Regions from separate parts of the Homo sapiens genome. Here region 2 is linked to region 1. The links are chromatin contacts, found by Hi-C or POLR2A ChIA-PET in ENCODE. All regions are on one chromosome and are shown on one strand. Each heading gives the region's core, a stretch centred on a gene start or an enhancer-like site at or near the end of the contact. The rest is flanking DNA. Distances are from core to core; before and after follow the strand shown.

What was found. A loop is a pair of places that touch in the nucleus more often than their neighbours do. ChIA-PET counts read pairs that join two places held with the same protein, here RNA polymerase II (POLR2A). Pooled maps may share reads with other maps.
Region 2: a map of PC-9 shows a loop between it and region 1 (2.9-fold over the local background). The contact joins the enhancer-like site here to the promoter of PRELID3B in region 1. A Hi-C loop is called at or near these places in 5 of 168 maps with a recorded cell type or tissue (CD4-positive, alpha-beta T cell, Caco-2, PC-3 and 2 more), 1 of 37 single-sample maps with no recorded cell type and 15 of 50 pooled maps. POLR2A ChIA-PET finds 5 or more read pairs at or near these places in 14 of 52 experiments (CD4-positive, alpha-beta T cell, CD4-positive, alpha-beta memory T cell, Caco-2 and 10 more).

Annotation. Positions count from the first base shown.
Region 1 is chr20:59,039,715-59,047,018 of GRCh38, forward strand. PRELID3B (PRELI domain containing 3B) reads right to left here and starts at 3,072. Exons shown (of 6, transcript NM_016045.3): 1 at 2,985-3,072. The coding sequence starts at 3,016. SLMO2-ATP5E (SLMO2-ATP5E readthrough) reads right to left here and starts at 3,132. Exons shown (of 6, transcript NR_037930.1): 1 at 2,985-3,132. RefSeq lists a silencer at 2,990-3,389.
Region 2 is chr20:59,080,725-59,088,028 of GRCh38, forward strand. No RefSeq gene overlaps it. Among named protein-coding and RNA genes, the nearest start is that of SLMO2-ATP5E, 42 kb to the left of the region's middle. Within about 2 kb of position 3,912, at least 3 of the 41 ENCODE cell types and tissues checked have a DNase peak (open chromatin) inside an H3K27ac peak, as active enhancers do; they include PC-9, where a contact is called at or near this core.

The DNA of each region.
Region 1 (7,304 bases), core at 1,822-4,321:
TTTAGAGAACTCAGATTGACAACTACATCTCGTTGACAAAAGGAAAATCTCAACTCCATTAATTTCCCAGAACCCTGGACAACCAGTGACATCATTTTTAATGTTTTCATTATAATATTCTTTTCTATACAATATTGTACCAATGAACCTCATTCTGTCTTTAGTCTCCAGCCTTATCCAGCAATCAATGCAGGTATATAAGCAGAGTTGCTTCATCAATCTGAAGTGTCCCGACAAATCGAAGCATACAGGCCAAGCACTGATTCTTACCAAGGCAACTCTCTAAAATGAAAATCAGATGAACCCTCCCCAGGTCTCCATCCAGTCATATGCCATGGTTAGCTGGCTTCCATGCCCTTACCTCTTCCCCCAACCCTCTCTAAAAAATTAATAATCGCATGACTTCAGGGTGGTTATGCATTATTTGTAATTTAGTCCATCTCTCCTTTCTGAACCAACTTGAAACCACTGATGTTGACTTAGCTTGGCTCAAGATTGCTTTATGAACCATAACCAGCTCAAACATTACAAACAATACTTATTATGATTAATCTTCCAGCAATTAATCTGAGCTGTATTAACATAATTACGTGGAAAAGATCTCACAATGGAAGACATTCAAAGACCACGCCAAAGTAGAATCAGGAGGACCTGGCTATGGCTCACTGACCGGTCCAACTTCTTCACCTTTGAAACGAGGTGAGGACATTATTAACTCCACTGGCGCAGCATCGAGGTCTTGATTTACTTATGAAAATGTAATCAATCCAAAGAACAGTGGCTGACACATACTGGGCATCTCTATAAGTTGAAGGAATCAATGAATGACTTCACCTGGATGCCAACTATAGGCCTCAGAAGAAAAGTGTTGGAAAATCAAAGACAGATAAGATGTAGAATGATGACTTAGACATTGTTAGAGAGTGACATCCTAAAGATCAGAAACAACGCTCAGATTTGTCAGGGGAGATGATGACTTCAATTTCAGACAGGCTGAGTTTTAAGGGCCTGTGGGACACGAGGGTAGCAATGCCTAACAGGCACCTGAAAATGAAAAGCGGAGCTCAAGAGAGGCTGGAGCTCAAGGTACAGATCTGGGTGCCATAAATGTATACCTATCATTTGGGACTTTGACCAAACAGCTCAGATTATGTGGGGAGAAAGCACGGATCAGGGCTGCTTCTCCCAGGACAAAAAAAAAGTCTGTGACGAAAAGAGAAACAAAAAAGAAATTAAGATCACAGGTAAAATCCAATATAGGAAGGCCAACACAGAATCTCACTGAACATTTACACTGAATGGGAAAAGACAGGGAAGCGCTGAAGACAAAGGCAGAAAGAGTGTAGAGGGAAGGAGGGGATGAGCCAGGAAGAAGAGTTAGGGAAGATATGGGAGAAGACAGTTCTAGGGAGACTGAGTGCCGAGAACCTCTGAAGCATGCAAACCCAGAAGAGGACTGAAGCATGCAAACCTGGAAGAGGACTGAAATTAAACATCCTCGGAGCTGAAATGGACTAGTGATGAATGCGACCAGGTTAATGAACATCTAAATGACCACAAATTTCGGGTCTTTTTCCTCCCAAAAAGACTAAACAGTAGGGGGAAAAGAAAGCTTCCTTCTGATTCCAGTATTCTATACTTTGCAGGATACAGCAGGCCCTAGGATGTGTCCCACTGAGTACAAATGCGGACAACGTTTTAAAAGTTGCCTTCAGAGGCCGGGCACAGTGGCCCACACCTGTAATCCCGGCACTTTGGGAGGCCAAGGCGGGCGAATCACCTGAGGTCAGGTGCGACCTGACCAGGGCGAATCACTTTGAGACCAACCTGACCAACATGGTGAAACTCCGTCTCTACTAAAAATACAAAAATTAGCCGGGCGCGGTGGTGGGCGCCTGTAATCCCAGCTACTTGGGAGGCCAAGGCAGGAGAATCGTTTGAACACGGGAGACGGAGGTTGCAGTGAGCCAAGAACACGCCACTACTCTCCAGCCTGGGCAACAGAGCGAGACTCTGCCTCAAAAAAGAAATTTAAAAAAAATTTGCCTTCAGAGACAGTTTTAAAAACATAAATGGCTTTGTAGCATATTTATTTACAAGGCTATACTAATTAAAACAGTGTGGCAACGACATTAAGATCAGCGGAACAGAGCAGGTAACTCGGGAAAAAAAAGGATTTCGCTGCTTAAATTTGTGGCTCTTTTGTAAATGGAATCAGGGACCTAGAAGAGAATATAATTCTCCACATCCAACTGGTTCAAGGCTTAGTTTCGTTAGTAAACAGTTCACATTATCCAAAAAGATGTTCCTGAACGTGGCCTCAAAGAGCTAACACGGGTAGGCCCTGACGATCGTCCTTTTCCATCTCTCAGATGAAAATGGGTAACCCAGGGTCACACGCTTGTTACAGCCAGAGCTAGACCTTGAATTCCAAATCCAAGGCTCTGCTGCGTAGATGAACGAGTTGTGAAAAGGCTTCACATCCTGGTGGTCAGAGTTCACCCGAAATTCACATTCGAAGGTAGAAACTCCACCCAAACGGCGGCCAGGGAAAGTACACTCTGGAGAAAACCAACACCTCCCTCTTGGGATCCTCGGGTCCACGTCCCAAAGTGGTTTCACAGGGCGGGATGGGGCAACCCTGAGTGCTGTCAAGGGCTTCGTGCTCCGCGACGCCCCCAGGACCTCAGGAGGCCGCCGGCCCGAGGCTACCTCATGGTGGGGGACAGCCCGGAAGTGACCCCGTAGCCCTGCCGGTCGCAAGGCCGCCTGGGTCTGGAGGTCGGAGCCGTCCCCTCGGCTAGGGCGCCTCGGGGTCGTGACCTTGGTCTGCCCTCCGTGTCGCCGGGGCCCGCAGGCTTCAGAGTTCGCTCCCCTCGCTAGGCCCGACGCCTAGAAGCCTCCTGCGGGCCGCCTCTGCCTCGCCTCTACTCCAGGGCCGGCGTGCCTGCCCTCCACGGAGCCGACCCGCGCCCCAAACTTACTCAAAGACGTGCTCCGAAGTCCAGATCTTCATGGTGCCGGCACCCTGAGAGATGTCCGGGTAGCGCCAGGGGACAACGAGGCACAGAGGCTACACCTGCCCCTGCCCCGCCCCCAGCACCCCAGCCGGCGGCGCAGTGCGCAGGCGCTGTCGGGCCCGACGCGAGGGACGTCCAGACGCGCGGCCCCACGCCCTATCCCGGCCCGGGTTTTGCCCCAGCCTTGCGCGCGGCGCAAGGAAACCCCGCCTCTTAGCGCCGGGCGCATCGCGCCGGCGCAGTGCCGCCGACGGCAGCTGGAGGGGCCGGCGCGGGCGCTGTGCTGCGCAGGCGCGGCGGGCTTGTAGCGAGCCTTGACCTCTGGGCAGAGTTGGGTCAGGTCCAGGAGGTGCCTGCGCGCCCGCTTGGCCCTCCTTGTCCTTCTGGCCCAGCACATCCTCGCCTGGCATTTCGAGGCGTGTGGACGCATGCGGTCAGCCTGCTGACATAGATGTTCGTTGTGGTGGTCACTTGTGCAAAATTTCCTGGTGCCCTATAGAGAGTTCCAGCCACCTCCTGGGTCAGCCCGGGCTGTTTTCCCAAATCCACCAGCCACCCAGCCGATCAGCTGGGCCAGTCCCACCTGCCCGCCAGGAGCTTGCAGCCCTCGGAGGGGATAAATAAGGCGTGACGCGGAGAAGCTAACATCAGACCTGCCCATGAATAATACCCCTACGAGGGATGCGGTCCGGAAGCACGGTGCCAGGGGTCGGGTAGAAAAGCTTCCTGGCCGGGCACACCTTGCCCTAGGTGCATAGGATGGATCTGAGCTGAGATGTCTCTCCCAGAGAGACTTCCCTCGTCACCGTTTCTCACCTTGTTGCTCTGCTCCGTCACAATATCCTGTTGCATTTTTTATAGCACTTACCCCTCTGACATCATCTTGTTAATTTATTTGTGAAAATTCACAATCGAACTGAGTTCTTGAAGGCAAGAATCTTGCCGGTCTTGCTCAAAAATCATCCTCAGTGTCTCCCATATAGTCAAGGCTCAATGACTACTTATTGAAAAATGAAAAAAATCAATAGCTATTTGTGGGATGAATGAATTAATGGAGTCATCTAGTTTATTTGTTGTAACTTCCGCTAGACTGTAAGCCCCTGAGGGCGAGGCTCTTGCCAGACTTGTTCAGTGATTTCCCCCTTCCTAAATGACAATTATTTGTTGCATCAATGGATGAAAGAATGACTAAGAATTGCTGGGGCAGGAGGAGGTGGCATGTGGTTTCATTCAGAGATGAGCCTTGTCCAGGGAACAGACTGCCTGGCTTAGCTTTCAGAATATGGCTTCCCACCCTGCTCTCCTGCACTCTCCACAGCCGTCTACCTCCTAACAGAACAATTTGCCATTTTCAATGAAGGTTATGGAGGAAAATCTTTACATCTAGTTACTTAGAAGCTTGTTAGAAGGACCACCTCATTCTTGTTCTTAGCTTGTTTGATTGTTAAAGACAAAAAGCCAGGTTAATTTAGGAGGGAGGATAATTTTTCAAAATAACATAAGTCCTTTATACAGGAAAACAAAAATTACATTAGACAGGAAGGAAATAATATGGTTGGGTAGTTGCTAAGTGCAATTTGTGGTACCTGAGATTTTCTTTTTTTAAACCTACAGTACTTAAGAGTGATTTCTTGGGGAGGTAATGCTTTAAGGGCTACTGAGAGTACCTCAGCCTTGACTAAGATGCAGTTAACGTCGCTGGGTGTTAAAAACACTGGTTCAAGAACCATCAGCACAGAACAGCCTGTCCCTGCTATTCCTGGAGTTCCATGAGGCTGTTCACCATTCAGCATTCCTGTTCTGTTTATTTTAGAGAACATTATTCTGCTCTCAAGTTCAAAATTTCTGTGTTTTAGTCATGAAAATTAAATGACACCTATCTCCCGTGCCCCCAACACACATACTATATCAGTCTAATTTTACTTACTAGATCTAGAGTGGTGGGATGGGGCATGGAAAGATGGAGATCCAGGACCCAATTGTCTTCTCTGCGTGTCTCCTCATGGTAGAAATAATACCACCTCTTGCTTGGATTTGGAGGGTAAGACTTACATAATGATTATCTCCTGGAGACTCTGTTAGGAGACACAGAGGAAGCAAATTAATGGTTTTTAGATACCTAAGCACTGCATTACTTGACAGTGCCTCTCACAGAAACAGAGAAGTCATTAACAACAGATCATTACTTTGATTTGAAATTAACTAGGTGACTGGTAGTTATGGCCCTTGCCCCAGGGATGACACACATCTCCACACCCTTCCTGCTGGGATCTCCTGTTGGGATCTTGCCGAGCTCCGTGTCTGGGATGAGAATGCAGACATTAACTCTTACCTACAAGGAACTTTACAACTGGCCAGGAACCAAAACCAAAACACAAGTCAAGAATCAACTAGAGGATATTTATTTATTTTTTAGACAGAGTCCCACTCCGTCACCCAGGCCCAGCCTGGAGTGCAATGGCACGATCTTGGCTCACTGCAACCTCTGCCTCCCAGGTTCAAGTGATTTTCCTGCCTCAGCCTCTGGAGTAGCTGGGATTACAGGTGCGTGCCACCACACCCAGGTAATTTTTGTATTTTTAGTAGAGATGGGGTTTCACCATGTTGACCAGGCTGGTCTTGAACTCCTAACCTCAAGTGATCTGCCTGCCTCGGCCTCCCAAAGTGCTGGGATTATAGGCATAAGCCACCATGCCCAGCAAGAATCAACTAGAGGATATTTAAAGGAAGGGTTGGGTGTTCACAGCCAAGAGACCCAGAACTTTGAAGTGCAGCCTCTGGGTCCTTATGGAAGGTAGTGGGCAGAGGAGGATTGGCTAAGAGGCTGGGATCAGGGGTTGGTATAGCAAGAGGCAGATGGCAGCACTGACATGAGTGGCCCCATGTTAGCCAGTTCCAGAGACAGGCCAGGCAGGAGAAGCACTCCATCGTCAGCTGGGCCTCAGCTACTGTTATTTCCAAATTCCCCTCACTTGCACACCACCTTTACAGCTGTTGCCCTATCTTCATTCCACATGTCCCATTGTTCCCGGACCAAATCAATGGTCAGGCTGCTTATTCTCAAGGCCCAATAACGAGATGCAGATGAACTGGGAGAGAAGAGAGTTAACCGGTTACAGGGAGGAGGCCTGGAAATTATCACCAGACCAACTTAAAATTACAAAGTTTTCCAGAGCTTATATACCTTTTAAGCTATATGTCTATGTGTAAGTGTGCATTCATCTAAAGACATAAGTGATTAACCTCTTCTAATCTATAACTAAGATCTGAGTCCTGAAGACCTTCCTCTGGAGCTTCAGTAAATTTATTTAATCTAAATGGGTCCAGGTGCTGGGATGATTACTCCTGCTACATCATGGAGGTTTGGGGAATTCCTTCAGACCCCTAATAAATGTGTCTATGGAGGCCTGGGGAGTTTCTTCAGACCCCTAGTAAAACTTGTTTAATCCTAAGCAGGTTCTGTTAAGAATTCCTTTGCCATCTTGTCATACTTCAAGGCCCAGGAAAGGCCTAGACAAAACTCTTGGTGGGCTTTCGTGACATTCCAGCCTTTGTGTAAGGACACTGACTCTTTTGGCTTTTCATATTTAACCACTCAGTCAGCATGGAAACAGTTGTTATGGAGGCCTGCATCAGTGAGACCTGGCCTGCCACACCATTGCTACTTGACTTTTTATATCACTGTGGTCTAAGAAGAAACGTACTTGGTCTTTGTCCCGCATTCTTGTCACAGAGCTCCTAAAACCCTTGGGATTTCCTGAATGATAGGGATGCCTTTGATTATTTATAACAAGCTCCTTTTGATACCATCTCCAGGTAGATGGTGTTGGAATTGTAATGGCTGCTAGAGAATTGTGTGGTTGGTGGAGAGAACTCCCACACATCTATGTCGGAACGTATGTGTGTTGAGAGTCTAGTAGTAGGAAAAACCATGTGTTTTTGTCAGAATCAGCTTCCTTACAAATACACTTGAAAGGAAACTTTATATAACTACTTTCATTAGAAAACCAGTATTTTTACCCTGATAAATGCTAAATACATGACTCTTAAAATAAGGCAGTGAGCCCCGTGGGCCTTCCTAACACCTTCTCGTCTCCTCACAAAGTGGGCATGTCTCACTTTGGTGCTGACTTCCAAACTTCCCAGGTGCTTTTTGGACTCTCATCCATTCTCCTCAAACTCCAAGCCACCTTTTCCTCTGAATCTCTCAGCAGTGACCTTTATCTCTAAATTCACTGTGAACTCCTTCAACTGTCTTCTTCTCTTTGTATTCTCATGAATCCT
Region 2 (7,304 bases), core at 2,662-5,161, 42 kb after region 1:
CAATAAATTTATGTAAAGATTGTGCCACGAGCATGTCCACCATAGCATTGCTTATCAAAACAGAAAATTACTAATTTCAATGTCCACCCTCAGGGCACCAGGTAAAACAAATCGTATGTCCACACCGTGGCATTAAAAATGAGGCAGGAAGGGAAATGTAAATCCAAAACATGATGAGATACCATTTCATACACACTGCGTTGGCCATCATCAAAAACTGGAAAAGAAGCTTTGGTGAGGATTGGAGAAAGTAGAATCCTCATGCATTGCCAGTAAGAATATAAAATGGTTTAGCAATTGTGGAAAACAGTTTGACAGTTCTTCAAAAATTAAACATAGAATTATCCTACAACCCAACAATTCCACTCCTACCTGAATACCCAAAGAATTGAAAACAGCAACTGAAACAAATACAGGTACACGCATGTTTATAGTAGCTCTATTCACAATAGCCAAAAGGTGGAAATGACCCAAGTGTCAATCAGCAGAGGAATGGATAAACAAACGGTGCTGTAGGCATGCAGCAGAATGTTATTCTGCTATAAAGGAAGGAAGTTCTGATATTTGCTACAATGTGCATATAAGCCTTGAAAAAATTATGCTAAGTGAAAGACACCAGACACACAAGGTAACATATTGTGTGATTCCATTTATATGAAACATCCAGAATAAGGCAAATCCATAGAGACGGAAAGACTAATGGTTGCCAGGGGGCTGGGAGGAGGAGTGAGCCGGGGAGGGACTGCCTAATGGATATAGGTTTTCCTTCCGGCGTGATGAAAATGTTCTGGACCTGGGTAGAGGGGGTGGTTGTACAACACTGTGAATGTACTAGTGACACTGAATTGTTAATTTAAAAATGGTTAATGGTTAATGTTACGTTACTTTTTCCCTCAAGATAATAAAACGATGGAGAAGAATATTTCTTGAAAAGGGAAGATGTTCACCACATATTTGGGGGGAAAAGTGTAAAAGTAGGGAAATACTATCGCAAGGACAAAAAACCAAACACCGCATGTTCTCACTCATAGGTGGGAATTGAACAACGAGAACACATGGACACAGGATGGGGAACATCACACACCGGGGACTGTTGTGGGGTGGGGGGAGGGGGGAGGGATAGCATTAGGAGATATACCTAATGTAAATGAAGAGTTAATGGGTGCAGCACACCAACATGGCACATGTATACATATGTAACAAACCTGCACGTTGTGCACATGTACCCTAAAACTTAAAGTATAATAATAATAAAATTAAAAAAAAGTAGGGAAATAAAAGTGGATATAGGAATTATTGTACTTGCTAAAATAATTTTATAAATCAACACTATATATAAAAATATAAACACATATGAATATGTATTTTATAACATATAAAGAATACATAAACGGACAAAGGCTTTACAGAAAAAAGCCCCTAGTGGTGATTCTCGGGTAGAGGGATTATGTGGTAGGATTATGGTTGACTTAATTGTTTTCTTATCTGTCCTTCCAAATATCTCATAATGAGCATGTCATACTTTGTATTAAGAAAAAAATTGTATAGGTGATATAATAAAAATAGGAATGTAAAATCAGGATTATGTATGTCTGTTGACTCATAACATGCCTCCATAGAATCCAGTAATAACATGGATAGCTTTTCCATGAGCTCATCTGTATGATCAGGCAAATGGTGTCCTGTGAAACCCAATCACGCAGTGGAAAGCAGGATATACCATGCTGAGCAAACAAGTCAGGCACCCTCAAGTGGCTCCACTGTGCTATTCAAAGACTTCAGCCTCTTAGTTGAGATAATATTGAGGTAATTACAGTAACATAATTAAGTTATGTGACTTTGGAATGCACTAAAAAGAAATATACTTAAAAGAAATAGCATGTCAAGAAAATAAGCCAACCTACTGCATTTAAATAATCCTTTAACAAAATGTAATTTGCTTAAAATCCTTAATAAGAGCTCATTCTTTTATTCATAAAGTATATCAAAATGTGATCAATTTTCCTATAATGAAATAAAATCTGATATTTGTTTACTATTTTTTACTACTATTTCAAGTTGCTGTTAAAAGAAAGCTACCCAAATGAAAATATCTGTATTTTCATCCTTTAAGAAAACTTGGTAAAAACGAAAAATTTCAAAACAGGGAATCATGTGACTATGAATTGCATGACATTAAAAAAAATGGAATTATTCTATGAAAGAATGAGCTTTCACTGCATTTCAAAAAATTTCAGTTTTCCTGCTTCTATAGTTACTTTAATTCTTTCAGGTTCTCTCTGTAAACACAATTGCTTGTCTAGATGTTACTAATTGTTATCATGAAGGTTCCCTTCTGATCTCACCTAATTTTCTTTCCTATTAGCAGAGGCTGATATTCATTCATCCAAAAAGTATTTGAGGAGTGTCTACCACATTCCAGACCACATGCTCAGAGCCTGGTGGACTGAGCATCACTGGCCCTACCCTCAGGCCATAAATGGGCTGTCCAGTGCCGAGAATAGCAGTGCCTCACAGGCATTTGGTACATATGCATTGAATATTGGCCTTAGGAGGAGGGATCAGGGTGAACCTGTGTGTACACATTACAGCCTCTCCCAGGGTTGTGGGTTGTCCATGTGAACTTGGGCATTATTACATCATGGCAGGTGGATAAGGGCTAACATCCATTGAGCATCCACTGAATTCTGGGCAGAACGCTGAACGCTTTACTTGCACTAGGTGATTCACATCCCATTGATCTAGGGACTACCATCACCACACTCTACAGATGTGAAAACTGAGGCCCAAGGCAGTTAAATATATTACTTGCCTGGGGTCACACGTAGTGAAATCTGGCGATTGCATCTTCCTGCCAAGGGCATGGAGAAAGAGGAAAGTGATAAAGACCAGAGGTGTGTTCTTGGGAATGCCCTCCAACTAGGGGAAGAGGGGACAGGACAGCAGAGCGGCAGGAGAAAGGGCATGGAGGGACTTCCTAAATTCCTATATGTTCAATGAATTACGAGGATGCTTCAAGAAAAGCTGGCTCACAGGAAGTTTGGGCTGGACGGGAAGGAGGGCCCAGAAGCACTTGGTATCTAGGAACTGGGGGCCTTCCAAGGAGTACCTTCAGCTACATGGGTAGGATATGGCTGAGTTCCTGGGCCTAAGAAGGCGGCTGAGCTATGGAGGCAAGGTGTTTTTCCCAAAAGGCTTGGAGTGGCGGGCGTGAATCCGCTTAGAGGGATGTCTTGAGTCGGGAGAGAATCCAGGCAAGAATTGCTTCAGGCCAGGATGAGTTAGCAGAGAGGCTGAAGACATTTGAGAGCTGAAGGCTGGAGAAAGCTCCGAGAGGAGCTGAGAGACAGGGCACAGTGACCCCCAGCTCAGCAGAGGGCAGGGGAAGGAGACTTTTGGCTCCAATGGGGAACTGAAGAAGACATCTGAGTAAAATATTAGGCAGTGTGATCTGGCGTGAGGCGGGAGATGAGGTGGGCAGGCAAGACTCAGCATGGCTGAATGGGCAGCTTGATGGCCCAGGCACATGCTGGCTCCTTTGTCATTCCAGAGGGTGACTTTCTGTTCCAGGCTAGTGATGCCATTTTTTCCCCATTCACGGTAGTTTCATAAAGTTCTCTTTTAAAATAAACCTATTTAGATAAAATAAATAAATCCATTAAGGGAAGAGGAAAGCAAATAATGGTACAGATGGTGCAGGGATGTGGCAAAAATTGTGAAGGGGTGTGGGTGAGTGAAGATTGGACAACATTGCATACAGGAGCACATTTCCTAGTTAAAAATCATTTAAAATTTAATTAAAAAAAATTTACAGTTAATTGCTTCACCTGCAATGCTGGAAACTGTCTAGGTGGGACCGAATCTGAGCCAAAACCAACACCCGCCCAGGGAGAAGAGGGTTGAGTCCTTGGCAGGGGTTCCCGGCTGTTCTTGGCAGAGAATGTGGCCTGGAGAAGCTGTCCAGCTGGCTCGAACATGTGGATTTGCAGCTGTACACTCAAACCGGGTTCCATACTATTTTTTTTTAATGAACTAGTTACCCTTGTTTCAGTGCCCCATTAAAATGTTTTTGGGCTGGGTATGGTGGCTCATGCTTTTAATCCCAGCATTTGGGAAGGGTGAGACAGGAGAATCGCTTGAGCCCAGGAGGTCGAGGCTGCAGTGACCCTTGGTCACATTGCTGCACTCCAGCCTGGGCAACAGAGTGAGACCCTGTCTCAAAAAAACAACAAAAAAAATGAGGTTTATGAAATGCTTTTCATTATGAGGATTAGAAATACTTGGATTTTCTCTGTAATGAGAATTATGAAACCAGTTGGGCCACTCAGCCTCTCTAGCCTGGGCAACAGAGTGAGACCCTGTCTCAAAAAAATATATTTTTTTGCCTCACGCCTGTAATCCCAGCACTTTGGGAGGCCAAGGTGGGTGGATCATGAGGTCAAGAGATCAAGACCATCCTGGTCAATATGGTGAAACCCCGTCTCTACTAAAAATACAAAAATTAGCTGGGTATGGTGCCACGTGCCTGTAGTCCCAAGCTACTCAGGAGGCTGAGGCAGGAGAATCATTTGAACCCAGGAGGTGGAGGTTGCAGTGAGCCGAGATCGTGCTATTGCGATCCAGCCTGGTGACAGAGTGAGACTCTGTCTCAAAAAAAGAAAAAAAAAATTTAATGCTCCTGTTCAGGCAATATTTTGTTTTGTCTTACTCTATAACTTCAAGGCATTTCAAAAGAAAATTAAAAATCTTTGCTCTAATGGGCTAAGAAGCAAAGGAAATGGACTGATAGGGTTTGATCTGACGGTGTCCTCTATGGCCAACATCATTGCGTCTCTGCTGAGAACCCATAGCCTTTTTTGATTCTGGGCACTGAGACATAAACAAGACCTAAAGACAAATGCCAGCTTCTTATTAGATTTTAACCTTTCTTTCAGATTTTCTTTGGAATACTGAATGGACTAATCAATTTTCCTATTTTCATTCTAGAAACTCAAATAGTACTTGCCAGGTAGAGATGAAAAGACAGTAGGTTCCAGAACCCTTTCTTTCTTCTAGGACATACACGGGGCACACAAGCAGTTTTATAAGTTACAAACATATGCAGAGAATAAAATTTTAACATAAAAGAAAAGTGTGAAATGCCTCATAACATTAACTTTTATTCATGTATGGAGAAAAATCACTATTTCCCCCTATTTGCTTCATTTAAAAATTTCCTCCAGTGAAATACAATTAGTTGCTGAAAAAAGGTAACCCTAGGAACAAAATGCTGTGCACCTGTGTCTTCTAGACTTTCAGTGGTGTTGCTGTGCCACCCTCAGCTGTCAGGTCAAAGATTAGTTAGGATGAAACTTTTCTGGGGCAGAATGAATGCATAATTGCATTTAAAAATGAATCTGCTTGATACTCAAGATTACTTGCCTGCTCCATCCGTGAGATTCATAAAGAAATTAGGTCACTCAGTAGGACATAAGTTCAAAATTAAGACATTCCAATTTATCATGAGGACAAAGTACAGTTTCAAACAAAATCTTCTACATAAAGAAAGATTCAGCTAAATATCCATTAACCTAAAAATTAACAAAGGAAAACTTTGAAGACACAAATCGTGATTTTAGGGGGTCTTATTTTCTAGACAAGTTTTGAAAACATCAAAACATGGTTATGTAAACTGCTTTCAAAGATAAGACCCTTGATTACTGGTGCTGCAAAAATAGGAAACAAATATCAAATGATATAAAAACACTGAATTTGATTTTACAGCACTTCCTTCAAAACTCCAATTAAATTAAATGCAAATAATGTAAGCATATATCAGCCAGAAAGGTTATAATCCTTCTAATAAAATCCATATGGTTTTAAAGGAGGTTTTACATAGAAAAAGAGACTTTAGAAAGAAAAAACAAAAAATATGTACTGGTCTAAAACTTTGAAATAACAACCAGACTGTATGCCTGGGACAGCGTGAATTACTGTGAGTAGAGAATGCTGTTTGTATTCATTTTAGTGTCTGTTAGGAAGTTAGGCAGATAGTAATTTTAAAAAATGGGCTGGTAGAGTTTTGCTATTGATTTGTAAAGGTGACTTGTGTACCATGTGACAAGGTATGTAACTGATATGACTTATTCAGATGCAATCACAATTTAAAGATTTCATACATTTCTTTATAAATATTCCTTAATAATCCAGAAAATATCACATAAATACTCGTATAGTAAGAACGGAATTGTGAACTCCGTATTACTACTAGCCATTCTTAGCATGTGAATTCCAGAAGTGTTTTCCAAAATGGAAGGCACTGATGGAGATTTACTGTTCAGTATTGTAGGGGTTACCAAACTATGGCCCACAAGCCAAATCTGGCACGCTGGTTTGTTTTGTAAATAAAGTTTTATTGAAACACAGCCATGCCCACTTATTTACATATTGGCTCTGGCTGCTTTTGTGTTGTACCAGCAGAGTCTAGTCACTGCGGCAGGATCTTCTGGCCCCAGAATCTCAAATATTTTCTCTCTGGCCCTTTACAGAAAAGCTTGCCAACCTCTGGCTTGTAGAATCATTCAGAATTGTGATGATTTATATGTACTTTAATATCCACCGTGATAGCGAATTGGCAGATTAATTAATTTTGTTTCTCTTTGCTTTGTTACAGTCAAAATAAATTAGGTGTTTATTTTAGAACTTGTGGCTGATTAATGCTCAAAAACAAATAAGCAAAATCACTCATCAGAACTAAATACTCTGCAAGTTATTTTCACAAAAATAAACGAGGCGGAGAATAAACAGGACAAAAAATGGGTAATATAAATAATGAGACACTTATTCAAAGCTGAAGACTACCCTCAGGCTGCTAGGACAACTTAGGCTCTCACAAAAAACGATTAACCTTGCTCGGAATGCATTCGCCCTCTTTTCTGTGAAGTAAACATTTCTTGTCAAAGGCATCCTGACAGTGGTAATTAAGTTCAGAAAGTTCTATACTGAGTGGGAGATGTGCCTGTATTGCTTGACTTTTTTTTTTTTTTTTTAATGAGAAGACAACATCTCATGGTAGAGAGCTGAACTTTCAATTTTACAGGCGAATTCTACCAGTTTATAAATTTGGGATGCAACTGTAAATAAATACATAATAAATGTTCTCTAAAATACAAGATATAGGTAATAAGAGTTAAGAGGAAAATAATTGCAGTGATCAAAACAAAATTTAAAAATAGAGGTAAAATGAATGGCTTGGAGCATCTCATAGGCTGGGAGAATGCTCTGAACCCATGCATCGCCCCGGTCAGAAGGACCACCAGGGGGCG